2 separate regions of the Homo sapiens genome follow, and region 2 is linked to region 1. Evidence: read pairs that join two places in POLR2A ChIA-PET (ENCODE). Cell type or tissue: MCF 10A. All regions are shown on one strand. Each heading gives the region's core, and the rest is flanking DNA. Links, peaks and the distances in the headings are about the cores only.

What was found. ChIA-PET counts read pairs that join two places held together with the same protein. Peaks named below come from ENCODE experiments on the same cell type or tissue, not always from the same donor. Only the 100,000 strongest peaks of a DNase experiment are listed, where the experiment ranks them.
Region 2: POLR2A ChIA-PET joins it to region 1 with 19 read pairs; 3 of 35 experiments call an interaction of 5 or more read pairs at or near these places.

The regions. Positions count from the first base shown.
Region 1 is chr6:3,513,376-3,523,875 of GRCh38, forward strand. No RefSeq gene overlaps it. Among named protein-coding and RNA genes, the nearest start is that of SLC22A23, 62 kb to the left of the region's middle. In MCF 10A, for the core only: no CTCF peak of the experiment used is centred there; DNase peaks (open chromatin) are centred at 4,136 and 5,106.
Region 2 is chr6:3,399,037-3,409,536 of GRCh38, forward strand. All of the region lies in intron 3 of SLC22A23 (solute carrier family 22 member 23), which reads right to left. Among named protein-coding and RNA genes, the nearest start is that of SLC22A23, 53 kb to the right of the region's middle. In MCF 10A, for the core only: a CTCF peak has its summit at 3,723; DNase peaks (open chromatin) are centred at 3,795 and 4,355.

The DNA.
Region 1 (10,500 bases), core at 3,676-6,175:
TGCTCCAAGGGGACGTGACAAGCTGTGGACGTCCACCTGGGCTGCAGGTACACAGAAGGAGCCAGGCCTGCCCCTGTCCTGCCCTGCCGGGCTTCTCGTATATTGGAGAGTCCTGAATGTACCCTGACAGCTGCAAGAAGGCAGGCTCTGAGACCTGCTCGGTGGCAAAGAGGCAGAAAGAAAGTGCTGGTGGGGTGAAGGTGAGGATGAGAGCCACTCCTGCCAAGCAGATCGCTGGGCGAGGGGCCTGCCGCGGGGACTCAGAGGATGGGGAGGCAGAATGGTAGCATGTGTTTCGGTAGTGGTGGTAATTACAATACTCACATCAGAGGGCTGTTGTGAACATTAAGTGAGATAATTCATGCCAGGTGTTTGGAAGAGTAGCTGGCCCAGAAAAAAGGCATATTGTGTTATTATAGATGCACGTACACACACACAGAATTTTACAGACCACTTTAATTATTTAGTTACTGTAAATAATTATTTATTATAATTAATACACTATTAGATAATATATTATACAAAATATATAAAATGTATTACATTAATATATTATATGTAATTATAATTGTATGTATGATAACTACCATGCTCGGGCTGGTCTCAAATTCCTGGACTCAAGCAATCTTCCCACCTTTGCCTCCCAAAATGCTGGGATTACAGGCATGAGCCACTGCACCCGGCCTTATAATTTATTATTTATTATGAAATACACATCCAATATTATTAACCTTTATATATTATGTATTAAGTTAACAGACAAGTATTTTAAATTTGTCAAATTGAATATTACCATGTATCAATATGTTCTGTAGCATGTATAATACATAGTACACATTATTATGAGCAAGGGGCTTGTGAGATGGGAGTGTTCCAGATTTGTGGAGGCAAGAAGAGCAGTCAGTCCGCTGTGTGCACAGGGACCTGGAGTGGAGAGAAGGGTGCAGAGGAAGCTCAGGATGCCGTTGGCCGGGACTTAGCGGAGTTGGAGCTGCGTTCTGTAGACCACGGGCCACTTTCCTTCACTCAGGCAGGAGCAGGTGCTGAGTGCTTCCTAGGAGCCAGCGCTGTGCTAGATACAGGAGAGGAGGCAGGGATGACAGAGGAGGCCCCGTCCTAGTGGAGGTCTCAATCCACAAGGAGGCAGGCATTGCAGGGGTCTCACCCTGGGATGAGCATTACAGAAGGCAAGTGAGGGCCCCCCAGCACAAGGCAAGGTGGGGCCGTGGCCTGAGGCAAGAGAGGAGTCCCATCATCATCAAGCTGAGGCTCTAAAAGAAGGAGTTAGGCAGGTTAAAGGTATGGCATGGCTCTTGCACAAGAAAGACTGACACCCAAAGATGGCTCAAGGGAAGGTCAGGGGGAAGGCAGTGTTCACTGGGCGAACTGGACAATGACCTCAGCTTGGACCTGGGTAGCAGAGAGCGAGAGGGAGCAGGCTGGGGAGAGGCTGGGGTGGAGGCACCAGGGAGCCACATCCAGATGCACAAAGAGAGAGCACAGCAAGAAGCTGGGGCTGCAGACCAGAGGGCTGGGTGTCGGCCTCTCGCTGGTGATGAGACAGGCGGCTTCTGCGAAGGGCCAGGGATGATGGAGGGGAATTGGATCCTGGAGCAGGAAAGTAGGGCATGGTTAGGGGCTGATGGAGACCTGCAGTCGCATGGAAGGAAGGCAGAGTCTCAGGGCAAGGGGTGCCCAGCGAGCCTGACGCTGGGGGTGCAAGGAAGCCAAGCATCGGAGGTGACTCCAAGTTCTGGACACAGGGACGGGGAAAAAAGTGTCATTATCGAAGATGGGGTATACATCTTGGGAAAAGGCTGACTTCTATGTATGTATGTATGTATGTATGTATGTATGTATGTATATATATTTGAGATGGAGTCTTGCTCTGTCGCCAGGCTGGAGTGCAGTGGCACAATCTCGGCTTAATGCAACCTCCACCTTCCGGGTACAAGCGATTCTCCTGCCTCAGCCTCCCAAGTAGCTGGGACTACAGGCGCACACATCACGCACGCCCAGCTAATTTTTGTATTTTTAGTAGAGATGGGGTTTTACCATGTGGGCCAGGATGGTCTCGATCTCCCGACCTCATGATCCTCCCATTTTGGCCTCCCAAAGCTCTGGGATTACAGGTGTGAGCTACTGTGCCCGGCCCACTTAGTTATTTTAAGATAGGGTCTTGCTCTGTTGTCCGAGCTGGAGTGCAATGGTGCTATCATAGCTCACTGCAACCTCGACCTTCTAGGCTCAAGTGATCCTCCTGCCTCAGCCTCCTGAGTAGCTAGGACTCCAGGTGTGTGAAATCATACCCAGATAATTTTTAAATTTTTAGTAGAGATGGGTCTCACTATATTACCCCAGCTAGTCTGCAACTCCTGACCTCAAGTGGTCCTCCCACCTTGGTTTCCCAAAGTGCTGGGATTACAGGTGTGAGCCACTGTGCCAGACTTTTACTTTTAATATTTGCAATGTTAGCATCTGAAAGCTGACTAAGCTTGTTTTCCTAGTGTGAAATTCAGGATTTATAAATTCAAATAGACTTATGAAACAAATATATGATGTATAGAATTTGTCACTGCTAACTTCTAACTGAATAAATCATTGGCTTCCTTGGTAATTGTCTGTAATTAGCAAGATTATAAATCTAAATAATGTGGAAGTTCCCCCTCACCACACACACACACACACACACGTGTGCACCTGTGCATAGTGTCTAGAATTTGTTACCAAGTTGTAATATTCAGACTGCTGAGAATTATGGCAGGATTAAACAATGCTGAGAAGGCACAGGGAGTCTGCTCTGACCTGTATAGATGTTTGATCAATTAGAGCTCTGTCAGATGGAAGGGCGGATCCCAGAGGAGGGGAGCTCTCTCTCCTGGTCTGTTCAAGGTTTGACAGTGGAGATTGGGACACAGGCTGCATAAATGAGCAGACTGCCACTAAGGTGACTCAGCTTTGAGGTCACAGTCCTGTGATTTCCCAGCTTTAAAGTCAGTGCCTCGGACTCCCTATCATCTTCCCTGCTCCCCATGATCTCCCCCGCTCCCCATCGTCTCCCCCCAGTCTCCATCATCTCCCCCGCTCCCTATCATCTTCCCTGCTCCCTATCATCTCCCCCACTCTCCATCATCTCCTCTGCTCCCCATCATCTCCCCCGCTCCCCATCATCTCCCCCGCTCTCATCTCCCCACTCCCCATCATCTCCCCAACTCTTCATCATCTCCCCACTCCCCATCATCTACCCACTCTCCATCATCTCCCCCCTCCCCATCATCTCCCCGGCTCCCCATCATCTCCTTGGCTCCCCGTCATCTCCCCCACTCCCCATCATCTCCCCCACTCTCCATCATCTTCCCGCTCCCCATCATCTCCCCCACTCCCCATCATCTCCCCTGCTCCCCATCATCTCCCCTGCTCTCATCTCCCCACTCCCCATCATCTCCCCCACTCTTCGTCATCTCCCCACTCCCCATCATCTCCCCACTCTCCATCATCTCCCCCCTCCCCATCATCTCCCCGGCTCCCCGTCATCTCCCTGGCTCCCCGTCATCTCCCCCACTCCCCATCATCTCCCCCACTCTCCATCATCTCCCCCACTCTCCATCATCTCCCCCACTCTCCATCATCTCCCCACTCCCCATCATCTCCCCCACTCTCCATCATCTCCCCCGCTCCCCATCATCTCCCCCGCTCCCCAACATCTCCCCCACTCCCCATCATCAGCCCCACTCTCCATCACCTCCCCTGCTCCCCAACATCTCCCCCCCTCCCCATCATCTCCCCCGCTCTTCATCATCTCCCCACTCCCCATCATCTCCCCACTCTCCATCATCTCCCCCCTCCCCATCATCTCCCCGGCTCCCCGTCATCTCCCCCACTCCCCATCATCAGCCCCACTCTCCATCACCTCCCCCGCTCCCCAACATCTCCCCCACTCCCCATCATCTCCCCCACTCTCCATCATCTCCTTCCGCTCTCTCAACCACCTCTCTGCAGTGGTTCACTGCAGGCCAGCGGAGTGGAATTCATGGATGCTGAGGGAGCAAGTGTGTCTGCAGAGATTTCCTTGAGGTCAAAATACATGCTTTTAGGAGAAGTCACGTTGCTTTTGCAACCCAGTGTTTCACAATGCCACATTGCTCATTACCTTTTCAAAATCTCCCTGTATGAAGCTGTTATTTTTTTTTTCTGTCCTCTGCCACTGAGCTGTCATAGAAAGGCATTATGAGAGCTAATCCCTGTAATCCCCAGGGAATTGTCCGTTATGAAGCTCCGTCCAGGTCTATCTTGCTGTCTTTCCCTGGCTTACCCAGAGCACCTGCCTTGGTGTAATCCTCCATCGCTGCCACATGGAAGTGTTTTTTCCCTTCCTAAACAAGTTCCTCTTCTGGTATGGCTGTCAGTGGACCCTGACACAGCCTTTTGGAGCAAAGCACTTGACGGTGTCCAGAATTCACATGGTAGCACACAGGTTGCACTTCCAGGAGGCAAGGAGGTAGCTCTTGACCAGAACCCTGGAACTCTGCTCTCCCAGGTGACCTTGGGGAGCCATAGCCCATCTCGGGCATCCCTGTCTCCTCTTTAGAGAGAGAAATTGAACACAGTGATCTCTGAGGTCTAAGCAGCTCTAAACCTCTGTCTTGGACAGCTAGGACAGAATTTAAATGAGCATTTATTGTTTTTCACCCACCTAGTTCTTCTAGTTAGGTTACAGAATAAGGCAATTAAGCCAAACCTGGACCCGGGCAGTGCCAGCCTGGGGCTGCAGCTGTCTTTAGTGTGTAGCCTGGCTCTAGACCTGGCCCCCGAGCAGCTGCTTCTTGACACTTCCAAAGGACAGCGCTGTTCTGTGCCCCTCCCAAAGGTGGTCCTGCAGGACCCCAAGCCTATGTGAATTTCTCTCCATAACTCGCAGGGTGGCAGGGCACAGCACAGGACCCACACGCCACCTGGGGAAGAGGAAATAGGAAACTGACCACGGCAAAAATGAACAAGAGCCAAGGATACACCAAGCTGCATTTCCAGCCAGAGGGAACGTTTGGCCTGGGATGGGCTCTGTGGATGAGTCAGCACGGGAGCGGCAAACGCGGCCTGGCAGGCCCTGGGCCTGTTATGGAGAATGTTGAATGCCCTGGGGCGCAAATGAGAGAGAAGGATGGGGAAGAGAGAGAGGCTTGCACACCAGACAGAGGCAGAGAAAGAGGCAAGAGGCATATGGCCCTGATTTTCCCTGCCAAGAGCCTGATAGTAAGAGCTAAGGCCAGTCTTCAGGTGTGCACGTTGTTTTTTCACTAAACCCTGAGTCACTGCTGCTGCCCTCCAATACGCTGGAGGTGATCGGGCATGGGAGGAGCAGGGAGGATGGGGAGGTGCAAAGCTGATGGGCTATGGACCCTTCAGCACACCCGCACACAGCTGTCAGCAGCAGCACTCATTCCTTTCTGAGCCAGGCTGCGTTCATCAGCAACCACTGTGTCCTTTGCAGGGAAAGGAGCTGAGCCCAGGGAGCTGGCAGATGCTCTCCTCAGATTTTCACCAGCAGATCCCGTTGTCTAAGGACAAAATTACTATTTTGCCAGAGTATACGGCTTTAAAGCAGAGGGCTTTAAATACATTCCAGACAGAAAGAAGGAATTCATTTTCCCCTTCAGTACAGGATCAGCTCATCTGAGGACAAGTGTGCCCTCTCCTCCTCAGCTATGTCTGGAATTAATCTCCCAGAGTTAGACTGTTTGGTGCAAAAGAGAAATGAAAAAATGCAGTCCTAGGATGTTTAACTCAACAGGTGCGAGATTCTGAAGGGGTCTGGACATGTCTGCTCTGTGTAATTAGCAAGAAAATAGTCCAGTTTAGCAAGCATTTATTAAACAGAAACTGTGTGCCAGGCCAATTGCTGGAGCTTTCAAACTCACTAAGACTGACATGATCATATGCTTTCTGATGATTTTGGTGGTTTTCAGAAAGAAAGTGAATGTTGTAATTGCTTCGTTGAGCAACTGCTTAAATAGTCACTATAGCCTCTAAAAGAATAAAAATCATTACATTTAAATTTTATTTATTTTGTAAAAGACCAAAAATAAACCGAAGCTGTTGAGCCTTAAGTGAATGTTTCTTTACCACAAAGGATATTATTTCTCTAAGGGTAAGGAAAGAGATTGCAGATAACATGAACAGGTTGGGATTTTATATATGCATGCATGCACATACACATACAATATGCATCTCAATTTTAGAACAAAGCAATTGTCTCTTTCCAAAGAAAGAAGAGGATACTGGCATTCTCATGTGGCTTTCATTTCCCCTCCTCTTCGTCTCAATTTTAGTAAGTTATGTTAGAGTTGGTTGGACTGAATCCCCCAAAAAGGTTTTCTCAAATTCTAGTCCCGAGACCTGTGAATGTGGTCTTATTTGGAAAATAGGGTCTTTGCAGAAGTCCTTGAGTTAAGATGAGGTCAGGCTGGATTGAGGTGAGACCTAAATTAGTGACTGATGTTCTCATAAGAGCAAAGTTTGAACACAGATACACAGAGGAAAGAAAGCCACATGAAGACAAAGGGATGTTGGAGTGATGCAGCTACAAGCCAAGGAATGCCAAGCATTGCCAGCAACTGCTGGAAGCTGGGAGAGAGACCTGGAACAGATTCTTCCTTGGAGCCTCCAGAAGGAACCAACTCAGCCGACACCTTGATCTGCCTTCCAGCCTCCAGAGCTGTGAGACAATAAATTTCTGTTGCTTTAAAACTAGCTAGTCTGCGGTGCTTTGTTATGGCAGCCCTAGGGAACGAAAACAGACATTTTCACATTGACCAGGTTTATGTGACTGATCACATTCCGTTTGAGAGCTATAATTCTTATTGGCGTGTAACATATGTTGTATATTTCAATAGATTCATTGCTCACCACCTGTTTCCTTAGGTCTACAGTCTCCCTTTTCCTCCTCCCCACTCCCTTCCTCGCTCCCTCCTTTCCTCCCTCTGTCCCTTCCTTCCTTCTTCCCTTTCCTTGGCTATATGTTTGCATAATTGCTCAGCCATTCTTTGCATCTAACATATGCTTGGGTAGCTCTCCCCAGACATTCTGTCTGCTCTGAGTTAGAGTAATTTGACATGACTCCTTCGAGGCCAAGCTGTTTTTCTCTATGAGCAGTCTGAAGACTGTTTCCCTTTCTGTTGGCTTAGGGGATTGCAAAGATAAAAGGAAAGAATTCAGTCACTCTGATTTGATATATTTGTTGGTCTATCTGGACTTTCTTTCATGAAAGGAAATTTTGTTAAGTGTCCAGTACTAGGACCAGCTCTGTCTTGCCCAAGGGCAGACCCCATTCCCATGGGGAAACTGGAGGGTTCAGATCTCTTCCCTGATGCAACTACTTAGTCCTCACAGGGGATTCCCCAGCTCCTTGGTCAGAAGAGGAGTGAAAGAAAGCTCTCCTCTGAGCTTGGCCCTCAGGGTTTGGAGGGTCACCAGTAGGGCTTCTGGAGATGGGGAGCAGACTGCTGAAGACCCTGCTGTGCTGGGCTGGGACTCGGGCCCCGCTCCAGAATCTAATGCTTCTTTCCTTGGCTACTGATTTTTGAAATGTACTTTTTGTGGTTACGCTCTTCTACTTTGTTGTTGTTGGGAAATTCCTTATGACTGGAATTTTAGAATGCTTGAGCTGGAAGGTAGCTTAGAATCAATCTGATCCTATGTTATGTATGACACAGGAACCATGGAACTGGAGCCCAGAAACGCTCGGCCTTCCTTCAAGGAGAGGGTGAGGTGATGGGATTTATGAATGGTGCCCAGAGTGGAAGCATGGACCCTGCAGTGGGACTGCAGACCACGCGGCACCGTGCAGTGTGCTTGTGAGTCTGAGCCAGGCAAGTCTATTACATTTCATCAGATAAACACAGTTGTCAGAGCTAGCTGGGGATGCCACAGGCAGTGTCTGAAGCAGGGTCTGGAATCAGTTGGCGGCTTCAGCCTTTACCCTGAGATGATTCTATTTGTGTGAACTGTTTTCTTTATCCCAATAGGGCAGTCTTCATATTAACCCATTTCTCCATTAGTTTAACCTTCTCACTCTTCCCGTATATGCCATTTGGGGGAGGAATGTTTTTAAAACCTAATAAGGTGAGTGCCATGAGAGCCCTACTGTCATCAATATTTACCATGATTTATTCATCACAACAAACCTTCTGAGCCCACAGCCTGCTGCTCTCATCCTTGTGTTATCCTTACACAGCCTGGTAATACAGCGTGTATTAGTCTTTTCTCGCACTGCAGTAAAGAAGTACCTGAGACTGGCCATTTATTTTAAAAAAGAGGTTTAATTGGCTCACAGTTCCAAAGTCTATTCAGGAAGCATGGCTGGGGAGGCCTCAGGAAACTTACAATCATGGCAGGAGGCGAAGAGGAAGCAGGCACATCTTCCATGGCTGGAGCAGGAAAAACGGGCTGGCGAGGTGCCACACACTTTTAAACAACCAGATCTTGTGAGAAGTCGCTCACTATCACAAGAACGGCAAGGGGGAAATCCGTCCCCATGATCCAATCGTCTCCCACCAGGCCCCTCCTCCAACACTGGGGATTACAATTTGACTGGAGATTTGGGCGGGGACACAGATCCAAACCATATCACAGCATAAGGGTGTTTATCCTCTTCTTTGGTTCATACATGGGGAGTATAGAAGCACAAAAGAGGCCTATTGCTTACCAAAAGACACTCGACAACTGAACAACTCAACAGCCCAACCCAGGAATCATCTTGAGGCACCAAGAGTCCCAAGCATGTCACTTCCCTCTGCAGACTGTGCAGCCCCTCCAGCAGGCTCGTCACAGCTCATCCAAAGCTAGGAAGTAGGGCCTCTCAGTCAGAGAATGGAGCTATTCAGTATTGTCGTTTGGATGCTTATGGATTTAACATGCGTTTCCACTGACAGGATAGCAGTTACTCTTGTTTACAGTGTTTTCCAAGGAAAAAGCTTTATGACTTAAAACTCAAGTGTTTTTCTACTTGATGTCATTGCGGCCACTTCTTGCGCCCAGCCTTAGAGGAATTGCTGGATGCAGAAGCGCTGCTGTGTGCACCACACTGTGAGCTCACGCAGAGCAGAGACTTTTCTTGTTATGTTTCCCAGCCCCTGTCATTCTACCTAGAATATACTAGGTGCTCAACACATATTTGTTGAACTGACTGGATCAGTTCATTCATATTCAAAGGATAATAGTTGGATAGCACTGAACATATTCCAAACAGATTTCAAAGCCAATTCCAAAAGGAGGTTGTTTTAACAAGGGAAATGAGATAAATGAATACTGATTGTGATAAAGGCTTAACACAATCAAGGTTTGCCTTGCAATTACATCATAGTCCAGTGAGGGGCCAGGGTGGCCCTCCTCCAACAGCGATCCGGGTCTGGGCTGCTGCTGTCAGGGCACCACCCACAGGTGGTCGTCTGTGAGGTCCTCCTCGGAGTGAAATACAGATTATGAAAGTTCTAACTTCAGCTGAAAGTCTCTTGTGTCTTATACAAAAAATGCTAGATTTACCATGCAAATGTTGATTTTAAAATGACTATATTTATACTAGGTCTGGGAAGCCGAATTAAAAAGTGTCAGTGCATTCCAAACTGCCTTTATCAAGTCATTTCATTCTTTAAAAAATTTGTCACATAGCTAGACATCGAGCATGACAATGTGTGGAATGTAGAAAGCATTACCCAATGAAGTTAAGGCTCTATCTGGACAAACACATAGTTTTTTGATGAGTAAAAGGTGAGAGTCTCAGCTGGGATGAGTTAAGATTCCCACAGGAGCCTTGGGGATGGATTCTAACTGGGATCTTACTGGGTCCTGATGTGATTGGGAAGCCCCCAAAGGTGAGGACGCCAGGAAAGAACTAAAGGACCAGCAGGATTTTCTGGACAGAGCAGGCTGGGAAGGGTTTAGAAGTGGAACCCCTGTAGAGAGAATGGCATGGGGAAAGGCCTGAGGCAGAGATCATGGCAAATCCTGAGATCTGAAAGGTGGTTTATTATGGCCGGACCATGCAGGCGGAGGAGGTTGCTGGCAGAGACAGTAAGAGGTGCCTGCCAGATCCATTGGAAGGAACGTAAGCCAAGTGCTGGGACTTTACCCTCCCTCTGCAATGCCCTACCCTGTTCACTAGAGTCACATTCCTCCCTTCCTCCTCAGACTCTGTCTTGGGTCCTAACCTAGCTCTTGACCTTCTGTCTGGCACAAACGTGATCAATCATCCCAGGCAGATGTTAGCAGAGAGATACACTAACACATCTCTCCGGTGTTCAGAAAAAGACAAGCTGCCAAATATTTGCCACACATATACCTGATGAAGGATTAGCAACGAAAGGACATAAAGAATTGCTACCAGCCAATATGAAATAACTCAACAGAAAAGTTAGAGAAAGCATGGGACAAGCATTCAGAGAAGTGAGACCATGAGTGGCCAATAACACATGAAAAGATGCTCACCCCATTAGTAACCAGGAAAAT
Region 2 (10,500 bases), core at 3,040-5,539, 110 kb before region 1:
AAAATAAAATAATAAAACCGAAAAAACGAAAAACACTCAGAAGGCCCCTGAGTCTGACTTCACCATTTAGAGAATCACCAGCAAGGCCCTGCTTCCAGAGTCTGGGCCAGTGGGAGGTGGGTTCCTACAGGCCTGGCGGCTGGACTTGGGAAGTTGTTCACCATGCAGAGGAAACGCCTCTTCAGAGGGGACCACGAACTCACATCATAAAATGTGCAAAACAAGGCACTGCCCATCATTTCACCCCAAATATTTTCTAAGTCTTACATGGATTTTGGGCCAGCAATCGGAATGTGGTTCCTGAACTGTTTTTCCCCCAGAAGAGCCATTTGAAAATACAATAAAAAATGAACCATGTGTTATTCAAAGTCATGCCCTTCCTCAAGCAGCCATTCATGTCCATCCTGAAAACACACATTCTCACACAGCCACATCGCAAACAGGAACTGCCATCCGCCCCTCCAGAAGGAAGGCAGTGAAACTTTATGGCAGAACATGGCAAACAACAGGGCCAAGCCTATAGCTGTGTTACGGATAATGAGCAACGTCCTGAGTTAATATTTAACAATATGAACAAAATGTTTACAGGCGTTTTTAGGGATTAATACAAGGAAGGGAAAGGGAGAGGTTGCATACAGATAAGATAAATCTTGAAAATGAGTACCACTATTCTATTTCTTCAGTGGGTTTTCTTACCAATTAATGAAGCATTCTGTGAGTGATGGATACTCAGGGAGTCGATAGAAGAGCCCTAGGAATGATCTGTCCAGGAGAATTTTTTCTTGAGTTTATTGTCCTCTCCTACCCCTGAAGTGGTTAAGACTTTCAAAATGCAATATATGATTGCATTTATTTTTTTGAGACGGAGTTTTGCTCTTGTTGCCCAGGCTGGAGTGCAATGGCACAATCTCAGCTCACTGCAACCTCCGCCTCCCAGGTTCAAGCGATTCTCCTGCCTCAGCCTTCCAAGTAGCTGGGATTACAGGCATGCACCACCATGCCTGGCTAATTTTTTGCATTTAATAGAGATGGGGTTTCACCATGTTGGTCAGGCTGGTCTCGAACTCCTGACCTCAAGTGATCCACCCGCCTCGGCCTCCCAAAGTGCTGGGATTACAGGCATGAGCCACCGCGCCCCGCCCATGATTGCATTTTAAAATGAATTTTAAAAGCTCTGAATGGATGCTATAAGAGAGGTAATTTATTAAGCTGACCACTGGAAAAACAATTATGAAGCAGATTCTTGCCCCCACCCACCAGTTATTCTGCTATTCTAAGCTACCAGACAGCCACAGTCCAAAGTTCCCAAGCTTGCTGCGAGCCCAGAGATTCCCTCACATGAGTGGGCCTCGTGGAAGAGGAAAGGGCCGATTATTTCAGGGCAGTAATGGTGCTTGCAGTAGGATGGTATCTCAGGGCAGCTCTGGTGCTTGCAGTAGGATGGTGGCCATCACGTCACAAACATGCAAATGTCCACCAACACTTCCCTGGAACTTCATGGTTTTACAGATGACAATCACGTTCATCTGGTCAGCCACCTGCCCAATCTTTCCTAGGTGAGGAAACTGACTTTGAGTAGTCAGCTACCTTGTTAAAGGTCACAACTGGCAAGTGGGGGGCTTGGCTTCCAATCCAAGCCTGGATTCCACCCAAGCATCTTCTCAACTGTTTCCGTGTGATCACACGCACGTGTGTGCACTTGGGTGTGTGTTGATGAGAAAGAGGGTGGGGATATGGCAAGTCTTCACACACTGCCTTTCAGTATGGACACTGGAACATCAGAACAAAACTGCATCTCTAACTCAACTCAATTGTACTAAATGTAACTGAATATCCAGTTATTGAGTCACGGGAATATCATGTTTCAGGTGACTTTAAGCAAAAATAGGCATTACCGACTTGCCTTCCAATTCCATTTTTTTCTGCTCAATAATAATGAACATCTAACACTCTAAAAAACATTGTCTTGCACAACAATGGAAATATATCACTAAATTGTGCACACTTAAAAATGGCTGCAATGGGACAGGCATGGTGGCTCATGCCTGTAATCCCAGCACTTCGGGAGGCCGAGGTGGGTGGATCACTTGAGGTAAGGAGTTTGAGACCAGCCTGGCCAACATGGCAAAACCCCGTCTCTACTAAAAATACAAAAATTAGCCGGGCGTGGTGGCGCCTGTAGTCCCAGTCACTTGGGAGGCTGAGGCGGGAGAATCGCTTGAACCTGGGAGATGGAGGTTGTAGTGAGCCGAGATTGTGCCGCTGCACTCTAGCCTGGGCAACAGAGTGAGATTCCATCTCAAAACAAAAACAAAAACAAAAAACAAAACACAAAACAAAAAAGGCTGAAATGGTAAACTGTATGTAATGTATATTTTGCCACAGTAAAAAAAAAATATAACTTTCTTTCTAAAATACTTGGCATAGGACAAGACAGTGCTTCTCTGAGGCATACATAAATTAAAACCTATGCTCGAAATAATTCACATTACATTAATCACTACATGGAATTAAAGTTGCTTTGCCACACTTACCTCTGACCTACTGGGCAATCTTTGCTATGCCCAAAGGACATTTTTCAATGTCCTGCATCACTTGACTCTGCTGTCAGCCCCTTCCTTGGCTCCCTGGTAACCAGCCTGGTCTGACTCTCCACTGACCACACAGTCGGTTCCTCCCTGTCTCTCTCCACTGGTTCTTCTACCTCCACCCATTTGTTGCTCAGCTACAGAGCCCCTGGGTGAGCTCAGCTCTGGTAACCTTTAGTTGCTACCTTCATCCTGAGGACACGGGGGCCTTGCTCCTGAACTTCTGAATAACAAATCTCCTGGCAAATCAATCCTCTCAGATGCCCTAAGTCTCCATCAGCTTACCAGGTCTGAAACAGAGGTCATCATCTTCCCCTGTCAGACTCATGGGAGGAAGGGAGTGGTCGGTAGCTTCAGACTCTACAGGATTTGGAATCAGAGTAGAATGCTTGGGCTGAATCCCTTTTATCACCATTCAGAGAAAAATCCCCTCTCCAGGTATCCAGGCAAGTCCCCTGGCCCTCCTTCACCCTTCTCCCCATTCCTCAGTCATTGAGGCTGTGATTCTGCATCCTCAGTGTCTCTCCTGCCCCATGGCCATGGCCCTCATTCGGGCTCTTCTTCCTCGCCTCACTACCACAGCAGCCTCCCAGCTCCTAGCTTGGCCTTCTTTTCCTCTTTGGCCTGCTCACACTGCAGCCTGAGACATTTCTCCAAAACATGCATCTAAGGCTTATCTTTCTCAATTGAGATCCTTCAGTGGCCTGCCACTACCTTAAGGTCATGGAGGATAGGTCTGTGTGTGTTGTTCCATCCTCCTTCCTTGGCTTTGTTATTCATAATTTAGATTCCGACCCCAATCACCAACACTACCCAGAGTGCACTAGGCTCTAGCTAAGCCCTAATCACCCACACTACCCAGAGTGCACTAGGCCCCAGCCAACCCCAATCATCCACACTACACAGAGTGCACTAGGCTGCAGCCCACTCCAATCATCCACACTACCCAGAGTGCACTAGGCTCCAGCCAACCCCAATCACCTATACTACCCAGAGTACACTAGGCTCTTCTAGGATCTAAGCACCCACTGCAAATAGCAAACACCTATTCTCCCTGACCCCACAGAACTCACAGCTCAGGAGTCTCCTCTGGTGCTCACTGTCCCAGCAGGGTGTGTCTCTGCCTCTTCACTCACTAAACTCTGAGTGCGCTAGAGGGCAGGAGCACGTACTTGCCTCTATGTCCTCAACACTCAACAATGGCAAGGGTTTAGTATGTAATCAAGGAACCAACTGTCCATCCCCTGGCACCCGACAGGTCCTCACATGTTCATGGAGCAAATGAGCAAAGGAGAAAATTGTGCTTCCGGGCAGGTCATGAAAAACTAAAACTTAAACTCTTTGTAGCAGAGCCTATCTGGCAGGATGCGCTGATTTGAGAAACAGTTGTTGACAACAAACTTTCATGGCTCTGCACCATTTGAGTTATATTTCTCTCTGTGCTCTCAGCCAAGAGTCTGTCTTTTCAATAACAGCAAGTCTTGGCAAACCAGTAATGATTTTGCTTCCCACTAGATACATTTGGATGTTTTCAAGAAGCCTAATGTTTTGCTTTTTTTTTTTTTACTTGTTTTCAAGGTGACTGATTTATTTCCTCTTTTAATTTGCTTTTAAGAACATAAAACAAAACAAAGTCAGCCCAGTATTGCTCTCTTACACTCCTGAACAATTTTTTCTGGTCGACTCAGCTTTTAGCTTCAGGTCCCATCCTGTCTGTCCAGGTGTGGAAAAAAAAAAAACTCCCAGGGAGTGTAATAGGATTCCAGCCAGCAAACATGTGGTAAGAGAGGCGAATGGAGCAAGCAGGAAAGGATTTCCAGCAGGGGCCAGCAAGGGCAAGGTTGTTGACATGAGGGCAGGGTCTGGAACCCTGGGGAAAGGGAAGCTGTTAACCATTAATCTTACCCTATCACAGCATCTCTTCCCAGCTCACTTTATAGATCGGCACTGGCGCAGCAGCCACACAGCGAGGAAGGATGGAAGTCCAACAACACTAGGTACTAGTGTGGACTTGAGACTGGCACATCTAGGGGGGTAAGAGGAAGCACCCCTGGTTTCACTGCCCCCACTCCCACCCCAAGAAATCTTCAACACTGAAGGAGGCTAATGGCTAAGAATTCAAAAGCCATAGAATTCTAAAACTGGAAGTTACGTTGAAGCTCAATAGTTTTCCATTTGTTTTGTTTTCCATTCATTTTCTCCACGAGTTATCCCAGGAAGCGATCGCACAGCTACACAAAACTTGGTTTAAATCTCATCCCTTACTTTATAGAGAGGGAGACACAAGCTCAGAGAGATCTCACAATCTGTCACGGTCACCGTCAGTCAACTGTGGAGTCTGCAATCCAGCTCAGATCTCCTGATTTTCAGATCTTTTCAGTTCCCCTTTTAGAGTAGTGAACAGCTTTGTTTCAAATGAAGCACAGACACACTACTGAAATTCCAGTCTGGAAAAAACCTAGTCCGTAAGGTTTTGACGCACAGTTTAAGAACAGCCTCCCCTGTGTGGAAAAGCATCCAAATACTCTAATTTTAAAATGCCCAGATATCTCCGAGTATTTGCTACTATTTTCCTCTGATTTGGACATAGATCTACCTTCACCAAATTCAAAACACCAAAAGATATATGCACTGGAAAGCCTATCTGTACATTTAGGCAATAGCTACATGTTTTCTTGCACAGACTTCTGGACAGAAGACTGGGCAGATGGGTCTCAGTGATGCCACTGGCCGCTTATTCTTTCTCTGTCCTCACATTTCCATTTTTAATATGCAGGTGAGATGATATATCCTTACATGCCCTAGAGACATTTGCATTTTTTCCAGAGAAATGTCTATAGAAAGAAAAGTCCAGGTTTTGGCGAACATATAGGTAGAGATAGAGAGAAAGGCCTGAGTAAATTTTTATTTGAAGGACTGGCACAATTTTGAGAAAAATCAGTCTTCAGTGGCATGTTGTGGCTCCCTGCTGGATGGCTCACCCCTCCAGGCTCTGACCCATGACCAGTGGCCCTGCCTAACTGGCCACCACAGCATTCTCGCCTTCCCAGGGGTTGGAACTGCCTCACCAGATGCTTCTATTCTTACTTACCCTGCAGTGAGCCCAGAAGCTCTGACTGCTCAGAGGTGGGATAAGGGAAGACAGTGGGGTACAGAGCAAATGCCCTGTTACTTTTTGCTTAGAAATTTACTCCTTTGCTTTTCGCAGTTTGCCCGCAGGGTTAGTAATGTGTTTCCAGTGAAGAAAATGACCAATGGAGAGACCTCAATCTGCTCCGATTTCCCTGTTGTGCCCATCTGAACCTCAGTAAAATCAAAATTCCTTTGAAGCTTAAAAAAAAAAAAAGATTTGTCGGCCAGGTGCGGTGGCTCATGCCTGTAATCCTGGCACTTTGGGAGGCCGAGGCGGGCGGATCACGAGGTCAGGAGATCGAGACCAGCCTGGCCAACATAGTGAAACCCTGTCTCTACTAAAAATACAAAAAAATTAGTTGGATGTGGTGGTGGGTGCCTGTAATCCTAGCTACTTGGGAGGGTGAGGCAGGAGAATCACTTGAACCTGGGGGGCGGAGGTTGTAGCGAGCTGAGATGGCACCACTGCACACCAGCCCAGGCGACAGTGCGAGACTGTCTCAAAAAATTTAAAAAAAAAAAAAGTTTGTCAAAGGCCTTCGGTAAACTCTGACTCATTTCCTTGGTGGAAATAGCCTTGTGAGTGGAGTTGGTCCCACCAGGAGAAGGGCTTTTTGCCCTGAGAACTTGCTGCTACTGGGAAGGCCCACGTATCTGAAGATGGGGAAACCGGGTGGAGACAAAGAGACGACCGAGCACGTATTCATGCGAAACTTTCCCTTCACCCAAATGCAGAGCAAATGTTTGCTCCCCAGAAGCCCACAAGGTAGCTGAAGCCATTTCTAGTTGACATCGGCAATCTCCATTCTCTTCATTCCACACTTTGACAACTCACTCTGTGGAGCCATTTGGCTCAGTCAAATTTTTTTTTTTTTTTTTTACATATATAGCATAGTGCTGATGCTTAAAGATCCTGTTGACTGAAATAAGTTGCAAGGAATATTAGTTCAGGGAAATATCAAAGTGTAAAAATATATGGGATAGTGAGAAAGAAAAAGCCATCCAACACCAGCACATTAGAAATTACTCAATCACTTCTGTCATGTGAAAAAGGGATCAGCACCCCACCCAGAGCAAACTCAAACTCTGAGTCTATTACCAGTTAAGTCAAGACTTGGCTTCTATTTTTGCAAAGTAATCAGTAACTGAGTCAGCTGTGAAATTCCTGGTTGCTCCTTGATCTTGTGTAACATTTATCCAATCATTTAGGCTGTTTGGGTTGAAGGAGGGTTATTACAATAAGAACATCTTTGAGAGACTTTTTCAAGAAAATTGTTCATTGTTGGGGGGAAAAAACCCTTCATTTGCCCACAGGAACTAAGGTTTGGTCTGTCAGCAAAAGGTATTGTTCATTATTTCAAACTGGGAAAGTGTAGCTGGTGGGGGGCAGTTAGAAGTGGAGAGGGGAAAAGGTAGAGATCAAGTTAGAAGAGACACTTTTAAACAGTATTTTTTATTTAAAAAAATTCTCTCCCACAGGACTTACTACATCCAACATCAAATCAACTTAAAAAACCACCATCTCTCATGGCTCCATTTGAAGAAAGACACATCCTTCACAGTGCTATATTACCTTGTCTGTGATATTATGGATCCTGGTTAGGAAAAGGATTCATACCACAACCAATCACGTCCGCCTATGCTGAGAAGTGTCCATTTCTTTAGGCTGAAAATAAGACTGTACTTTCATAAACAAATAGGAAAATGTGATCTATTGCTTCTTTTCTTGGTCCGTGCCCCTCGCCTTGCTAAGTCAGTTTTTCGACTGCCTGTGTGTGTGTGTGTGTGTGTGCGCGCATGTGTGTGTGTGCGTATGTGTGTCCAGAGGCCACTGATCCAGTCCAAGTGTATTTAGAAATTAGTTCAGTGGCTCACAAAGGTCTTAGAGGCCACTACTGTGCTGGGGAAATCCATTGAGCTTGGCTTGTTCTCTCTTGCTCTTGCCAATGTGCACTCTGCTTCCATGCAAACACTCCTTAGGAAGATGCCAGTAATCTCTATTTTATGTACTAATTACACAACCACATCTCCCTTTGGCGACTTGAGGGAAACAAACATGTAAAGTGTAGAGTATTTAACTGGGATGTACTTTAGAAAAACTCCAAAGCAGAAAAAAAAAACCTTCAGCAGCCTTGCAAATAAAGCAGAAAACTTCCACAAGTCAGCAGCATTTCTCAAAATGAAGAGTCCACCCTTACGGCAAGCCATACAAGAAACTAAAACTGCAAAAATCATTACTTTCCCTACTTACATTGCCAAGCACCTGCAAGACTAAAAAAAGAATGCTATCCAGTTCTGTTCTGAGAAAGCACAGGCCTTTCCAGCAGATGCATTAAGTGAGATAAAAACCTTATGGTTGGAGGAAGAAAAGAAGTTGGGGCCATTACAAATGTAACTTCCAAATAATCAATGTCCCAAAGTTTTAAACTTCCCTTTAGAGTTAAGAAGTACTTCAACCCTGTGACCTGGCTTATCAATAATTTTCTTCAAGTAAAACAAATTTCCAAGCATTACCTAGGCATAAATACTACTGTGTATAAAATGCTAGCAAGTACATTAATATGGATATTCAGTGACTCCGCTTTTTGACTCAGCTTTATTGACTGGGAGTTGCTGTCTTAACTTCTTGTCACCAGCCTCTGCCTTCTCCTAAGACTGCCATGTGTGCAGAGACATGGGTCACCCCAACCATATCCTACCCCAATCCCACCTGCCCATTATGACTATTTCCTTTTTAAATTCTCCCTTTATTTCCTTTTATTCTTCTCTCAGAAGCTTTGCTCTTTTGCCATCTCTCAACCAACTCTCCTAAATTTTCATTGTTTAAATATCTCAACAAACTCCGAGTCATCATTCACAGCCCTTTGGTTTAGTTTAGTTGTGTAACCCCAAATACTTTATTAGGTCTAACAGTGGGTCAATCACTTGTTGATACTTGGGACATTTTCACTGCAATGGCATTTGTCATGATGTTTGTTTAATTTGTGGTCCCTATCTAAGAAAACATGACCATTTATGCCCTGCTTTATTGCAGAAAAAAACCTAAGGCTGCTTACACTAAATAACATACACACTAAGATACACACAAAATAACACAAATTATGGAGGAAGAAAAATGGGACAAAGCAGACATTAAAGTAGGGAAGTTAAGATGAAACTAGGAGAGAGGTCAGAATTTAAAGCTTGTGTTATCAGGCCCACACACAAATATTTACATCAGTGGTTGAAAAATTATGGCCCACTGGCCAAATTTGGCCCACCATCTGTTTCTGTAAATAAAGTTTTATTAGAACACAGCCACACCTGCTCATTTACATATTCTTTATGGCTGCTTTCAGGCTACAATGGCAGAGTTGAGTAACTGTGACAGACCATATGGCCTGCAAAGCCTGAAAAATTTCCCACATGGAAAAAGTTTGCCAGTGTCTGGGTTATATGATTCTGTGCCTAAGAGACTGGAGGGAAGCAATCTCCTAGGGTAAGTACTTTCTTTGAATGGTTCTGAAGTAGAAGAGAACCTTCTGCTATAAACAGCTCACTATGTAATCTAATGAAAACACATCTTCAACATAATATTTTGTAGTAAATATAACAACTGGCTTCAGAGGTCAATGGCATGATGTCACAGTGCAAGTCAGTAAAACAATTCTATGAATATGTGAGGTGGAAACAATGCCGTTCAGGTACAATTCACTCCTGGTCTGGCTTCATTCATGGATAGTCTCTCCAGATGGCAAATGCCAGTTACACAGGTAGCCCTTCCCTACCCTCCTTCCTTGACACTGGCAGACATGGCTAATGGATCAAGGTGTTCTCTTCTGCTGAGCCCCAAAGTCTCCTCAGAAGTCTTCTCCCCATTCTCTGGCAGCTTCAGCCAGTCATTAGTAATTGGCATGCAAGATAAAACCAATACACCATCTTTGCGGTAAGGTAATTTTCCATGAACACTCTCTTGCCTGGGGGTGGTGAGGCTGAGGTTATATTCTCTGCAGAGCTCCTGAAGCACAGCTATTCCATTTTGTCCTAGTGCAGAGCTGTCCCCTTTTATGACCATCCACGTGAGAGGACTGGACTGCCCTCCCCCTGTGAGAATGGAAGCCTGACAAGGACGGCTGCCCAGAGCAAGGGTCCCGGCGCACTTGCACACATGTGGGCCAAGGGATTGCCTGAGGGCAGGACCAGGAGGCTTCTCCAGAAAAGTGCTTAGACCTGTTCCTCTGCACAGACTGTCAGGGGTCAGGGCCATAGACAACGGCACAGGCATTTTGCCTGGGGAGGTTCAAGCCCAATACTCGCATTATTTATTCAAAGAAACAAGTTCCCCAAACACCATCACCCAGGCCCACTCATCTTGTCATGCATATCTTCCTAAAGAACTTCCCAAGAGACAAGGGTTCTAAGACAAATGCAAGTAAACTGGAAAAGGTGATTTCTAAGAAACTACAATTCAGTTAAACATTGATGACAAAACGGCCAACTACGGATCTAGAAGAATATACCGGTAGCCTTTTTCTGTGTCTGCTCCTTCCTGTGACAATAAAACTATGTCCTGAATGGATTATATTTCTAGTGGAACAAAAATTTTAGCTATCTAAAAGAAGTCTTTAATATGCAAATTTAAGAGAATTAGAACTATTCTTATGTTGTCACACTGGAAATTGCTACTTAATCTATACCTGACTCCTGTGCGTGTGGTCAAAGAAAGAGAAAAAGACAAAATACATGGTAAATCTTACAGTATTCCCAACAGATCTTTCCACAAAGTGACTAAAAAGTATAA